Regions from separate parts of the Homo sapiens genome. Here region 1 is linked to region 2. The links are chromatin contacts, found by Hi-C or POLR2A ChIA-PET in ENCODE. All regions are on one chromosome and are shown on one strand. The core of a region is the stretch at or near the end of the contact, and the rest is flanking DNA. Distances in the headings are between cores, read along the strand shown. Region 1 has its middle 57 kb from the start of CD36. Region 2 overlaps GNAT3 (G protein subunit alpha transducin 3).

Evidence for each region. A loop is a pair of places that touch in the nucleus more often than their neighbours do. ChIA-PET counts read pairs that join two places held with the same protein, here RNA polymerase II (POLR2A). Pooled maps may share reads with other maps.
Region 1: a map of psoas muscle shows a loop between it and region 2 (2.5-fold over the local background). The contact joins two enhancer-like sites. A Hi-C loop is called at or near these places in 4 of 168 maps with a recorded cell type or tissue (heart left ventricle, heart right ventricle and psoas muscle) and 5 of 50 pooled maps. POLR2A ChIA-PET finds 5 or more read pairs at or near these places in 2 of 52 experiments (AG04450 and WTC11).

Annotation. Positions count from the first base shown.
Region 1 is chr7:80,580,140-80,582,889 of GRCh38, forward strand. No RefSeq gene overlaps it. Among named protein-coding and RNA genes, the nearest start is that of CD36, 57 kb to the right of the region's middle. Within about 2 kb of position 1,478, at least 3 of the 41 ENCODE cell types and tissues checked have a DNase peak (open chromatin) inside an H3K27ac peak, as active enhancers do; they include heart right ventricle, where a contact is called at or near this core.
Region 2 is chr7:80,497,618-80,500,317 of GRCh38, forward strand. All of the region lies in intron 1 of GNAT3 (G protein subunit alpha transducin 3), which reads right to left. The region is part of intron 2 of LOC107986812 (a long non-coding RNA gene); the gene reads left to right. Among named protein-coding and RNA genes, the nearest start is that of GNAT3, 13 kb to the right of the region's middle. Within about 2 kb of position 1,399, at least 12 of the 41 ENCODE cell types and tissues checked have a DNase peak (open chromatin) inside an H3K27ac peak, as active enhancers do; they include heart right ventricle, where a contact is called at or near this core.

The DNA.
Region 1 (2,750 bases), core at 228-2,727, 83 kb after region 2:
ACTGAGAGGCCTGAGGCTATGATCATAAAGTTGTTTCCATCAGTGCGAGCCACCACTACCTGCTCCTGTGGTTCTTTTATCTTCTATTCCTTCTGTAATGTGTCTCCCCTTATTAGCGGGAACCCAGGTCTTTGTCATCTTACTAGTCTCATGTCTCCTTCCTAGAAGCTGGAGATTGTTCCCACAATTCTCACTCTTAAAAATATTCCATACTTTTAAAATTTTTCTCCAGGTCATTAGCATCACTTTTTCAATGAGCATTAACTTTTACAAAAGACAGTAAGAGCAGTTGGCCTCAAGCAGCTTTTGTTTTTATCCCATAAAAATGAATATTTTTGACAAGGAAACTCAAAGGCCTTAGTATCTCCTTGGAAGAGGGATAAAAGGAGATACAGAAGGGACAGATAAAAATTAATATCTCAGAAAATTCTGTTTCTACAAAATTTGGAGCTTCATATAGGCAAGGAAAAGAGAGAATATGCTATTCTGTGAGTTAGTGGGGGACCAGGCCAGTAATGGGCCAGGATTTTTGAGTTGTGATGATAGCACAGAGAGTTCTGAGTCCTTACATCATGGTGCCTGATGCCAGAGGGCAAATGTTAGAAAATCAACCAAGATGATTTACGGGTCAAAGTATTATAGTGTGTCTGAGTCTAAGGATTAAAGCTAGTGCTCTTAAGAGAAAAATTTGAATTGAAGAACCAAGTAAAACAGATATCAGAATATTAACAGTATGGTATAGTTGGTTGGAACAAAAAAATTCCAGAGATATAAGGTTAGTGCTGATGAAGGCAGCAATCCCATTTTCCATTTTTATTATGGAAAAATTTTTTAAAAGCCCAAGGAGAAGGGAGCCTACTGTGCATTTGTGTCTTGATTTCATAGGGTTCAGTAAAGCAAGTTACCCCATTTGGTTGCAATGTAGGCCCCTGATACCAGGTATATCACAGTGGGTATCAAACATGTAGGTGTTAATGGAGTTGTGAGTCCCTAGATGGGACGTACCAAAGAGTAAGGAAGATCTGACTGGTAAATATCAGCCTCAAGGCTTGCTCTCTTGTGTGAGCCTAACAACAGCCCCTACCATCAGCTCACATAAGAAATACTCACGAGTATTTGGTTTGAATGGTATTCATTGGATTAGATAAAATATTCCAAATGAGATGGTCTATGTAAAGCCGTCATATCTGGTGCAAATAGATAATCAATATTCTTATATTAGGCATAGAATGTATTAGAGAATGTGCAAAGCAGCTGTCTAAGACCTTGTTAGGAGAAAATAAGTTCAGGAACTTTAGTTCATTGAAAGTGATTTTTCTGGTACAGAATCTAATACCTAGAAGGATTTATGAAGACAAAATTATGGACCCCAGTACTCAAAACCAGAGTACCAAAGTAAAAGCAACATCAACAGCAAGGCCTATTACAGAGGCAGCATAATTGCTCCCTGATCCAGAACATGGGACACTCCTGTGACCTAGAGGTGTGAGCCAGCCCAGTCCAGCATATTGGAAGTGACTAAGCCTCTGATGAAATAAGTGTTCTCACCTACAAATGCTAGGGTCACACGGTGTGTGAGAACCTGGAGAACCAATCTAGTCACATACAGTTATTTTGAGGAGAATGGAGAGTATCTCTTGGAGCCTAAGAGTGTTGATATGCCAATTTAAAAATAGTTTTGTCTTACACTAAAAATATCTGGATTCCAAAAGGAATGTGATTTTACTTCTAATCAGAAAAACTTGACAGTAAAGAGAAACACGCATGTACTCATATACACAATGGCAGCTATGCTTCTGATAATAAAGTCCTTAAAAACTTTTTTAACTGAATTTTTAATGTTGTTAACTGAGATAAGTGAACACAATGTGAAATTCTCAGAAAAATATGTTCTTACAAATTATCTTCCCAGACAGTTACATTGAATACATTTATCTTGCACAAAAGTTGCCTGATAGAAATATTGGGGCATGTATAGAGGGCTACATTAAAATGAGGAAGTAATGACCCCATCTTCTAGAGTATTTTCACTTTTACGCAGCCACATTTGTTCGTTTATACAGATGTGGAATCATGGATTTTCATCTAGCAAAATAGACAATATTTTCATTTATCCATTTATTCTAGAAATACGCAGCACATTTTATATTCCAGGCATGGAGAGTACAAGAATTATAGTCTACATTTTTGGCCTTTAAGAAGTTCACTGTCTGGTGGAAAAAAACAGGCCCAGAGAGAGAGCAGCATTAATACAAAATAGCACGACAACTGCAGGAACAGAAATACGCACAGGAAGCACTCAGGACAGGAAGATCCCACTTTTAGGGGTCCAGGAAGACACCTTTTAGGAAGTAACACTTGAGTCTAGAGGGGTTAGTAGGACTACAGCTGGGAAACTAAAGACTCTTTTGCACATCAAAGCATTATTTATAGAAAACAGCAAAATAGCAAGCATATTTATATTGTTTTTTTCAATATTAATATTACTAAACTGAAGTCTCTTCACACAACAGATATTCACAGGTGGTAATTACATGCAATCAACCATGCTAAGTGATGTTTTAAGTATTCCAAATTAAAACTGTTAAAACATATAAATTATTGCTTGGAAAACAGAGAGTCTCTAAGGGCTCAATCTAACAATAAAACTTGGTCATAAATATATAAAGTCATACACTTACTAGAATTATAGAATATTTAACATTGAAAAGAATATAGCAGAAGAAGCAATGAAATATATGTATTTTGCC
Region 2 (2,700 bases), core at 149-2,648:
ATACGTATATACATATACGTATATACATATACGTATATACATATACGTATATACATACATATATACACACACACTGTCTTAAATTACAGAGCAGTGGGGATGTGGAAGAAAAGTCAATGGGCTCAGTAGGAACTGCAGTACTTGCTCATGCAGGTATGTTTAATGTTGTATTTTGTTCAACCAAAGTATTCAACTAGAAATGAGAAAAAAGTCTCATTTCTGAATGTCAGTTAAATTTATTTAAAAGATGATATAATTTCTACAATAAAGTGAAAATAATTTAGACCACTTTCTTTTAAATGAATTGTCTATCTTGAGATATTGAGCCTAATGAGAAAAAGTGTGTCAATGATTTTCTAGAATTGTATCAGCATATGTATTATAGAGAAATATTTTATTGATTAAGAACCACTTTTAGGCAGATTAAAAAATCACAACCGAATTTTATTTTATTCACTATATGTTATTGACTAGTTGAAAATTTATAAATTTGTGAAAAAAGTGACTTTTAGACTGTGTCAGTTAATGTACATTCAGAATGGTCTTCTGTACTTCATAAATATGGCCATTTGGTAATCATACAGATAACACTAAGTTGTGGCATTTCCAAAAGTATTTCTAAGGCTACAGGGTATGTTATTGTATAACAATTATTTGTAACTTAGCTGGTAATTCATGCTGTGTTTAAGGTAAGCAGAATAATCAATCACTTTTTTAAAAATGGCATGTACTTTTAAATGAAACTACATATTAAAAGTTAATATTTTCCCTTGAAAGCCTTTAAAAAGGTGTCTGTACCATCCTTGCTTTATGTAGTGACTTCAGTCTTCTATGTAAAGGTCCAGTATAGTCAATTACAGCATTAAGAGGAAAATTCCTAAAGAAAAGCCTATCTACTTAAAATCTCATTTATTATTTGGAACTCTATTGCAAAGTTATTTCAAAAATAAATTATTGAGCCCCATTCTCACAATAATTCTAGGTCATAGTTCACAATAGTCATTTCAGTCTTGTGAGATTAGATCATGTTACAGAGCCAAATATAGACATTATAACAGCATGTTCACATCCGCTGATGGTGTCCTGAAATAATCTCTTCCTTCCAAATTGTGGTCATCGCTAATATTAGTTTCTGGGTCAAGGGGTACCAAGAGAATTTTAACAAGATATGCATCTGTTTCTTTGAAATAGATAATGTTACAAATAATTAAATATTTAAATTTATACTTAATTCATACTTAGATACTCATAAATTATTTTATTTTTAATAAGAATAAGTAAGGAATCCTGTTCTACATTTTTAAATCTGAAAATATTAAAAAGAATTTTAAATCTACCCAATATTTATACATGTAACTGAACTTCAATTGAACACACACAAGGCTTGATTGCTCATTTTGGATGACTTGTTCAAACAGGCAAAATGAGATTACAACATTGTGACTTGTAATCACACATAAGATTTTTTTTTGTAGGTGGTCTTAAAAATCACATAATTGTATAGTAGAAAGAAACCTTAGAAATCAACCAGCTATGCACATCTCTTCAGTCTATGCGTGAGAAAAATGAATCCAATAGAGATTATGATAATCATCCAAAGTTTCAGATCTGTCTTCAAACAAAGAAACTATGTATTCTGACTCTTACTAAAGCTGTGTCATATCGCTTTCTTTTTTAAGTAGGCACTGATAAATACCAAAATGGTTTCAACACTTTAGAAATTATTTTAAATGCATTTTTTATAAATTAGTATGAGAGCGGTGTACTTTTTTTGTTGGTTTGTTTTGAGACAGAATCTAGCTCTGTTGCCAGGCTTGAGTGCAGTAGCATGATCATGACTCACTGCAGCCTTGGCCTCCTGGCCTCAAGCAATCCTCCTGCCTGTCTCACAAACTGCTGGAATTACAAGCATGAGCCCCTACACCTGGCCTTGAAAGCAGTGTACTTTCAGAGGCATACTGGTATTGCTGTGTCAGCTTATCATTCACAGGTAGACTGTTGGTATAAAAGATTTTTAGGGTAGTCTCTTTTGAGCCAACTTAATTTTGTTCCATGTATTATTTCTCCTTTTTATGGAGTGACATCAAAATTCTCTGTCCTTTGCACATGACAGCCCATCACATAGCTGGATTCATCATGTTTTGGAACTAAATAGATATGAGCTTGCACTCATCTCTGACTGTGACTAAGTGTCTTGATCAAATTTGGTCTCACTGAAAGTCAGTTTCCTCTATTATAAAATTGGGCTAAAACTTGGGAGGATTAGATCACAAATATAAATTACCTAGAACATACACTAATATATAGTGAGCTTTAAGTATTTTCTATTATTTGAAGAATGTGCTCATATCCTTTTAAAGAAATATTTCAAGTATAATATGATCCACTCCTTTACTCCTTTCTTGTGGAACATGATTTTTAGATTATTTGTCCTCTGAACCATACCCCATGTAAGAGCCAATGTCTTTCCGAAATGCAGTACTGAAAATTATGCTGTAGATACCAGATTTATGAACAGCACTGACATTCTGCCACCTAGACCTGCCTCACTCCTGGTGGGCTTGTTTATAAATAAGTAATTTTCTTAATAAAGACCATGATTAGTTTGCCTCCTTTTTTTTTTTTGGCCTACACTCAGCTTGTGGTAATTAAAGTTTTTCTACTTTTTTTCACATCTCTTACCAAACAGATCCTCCCACA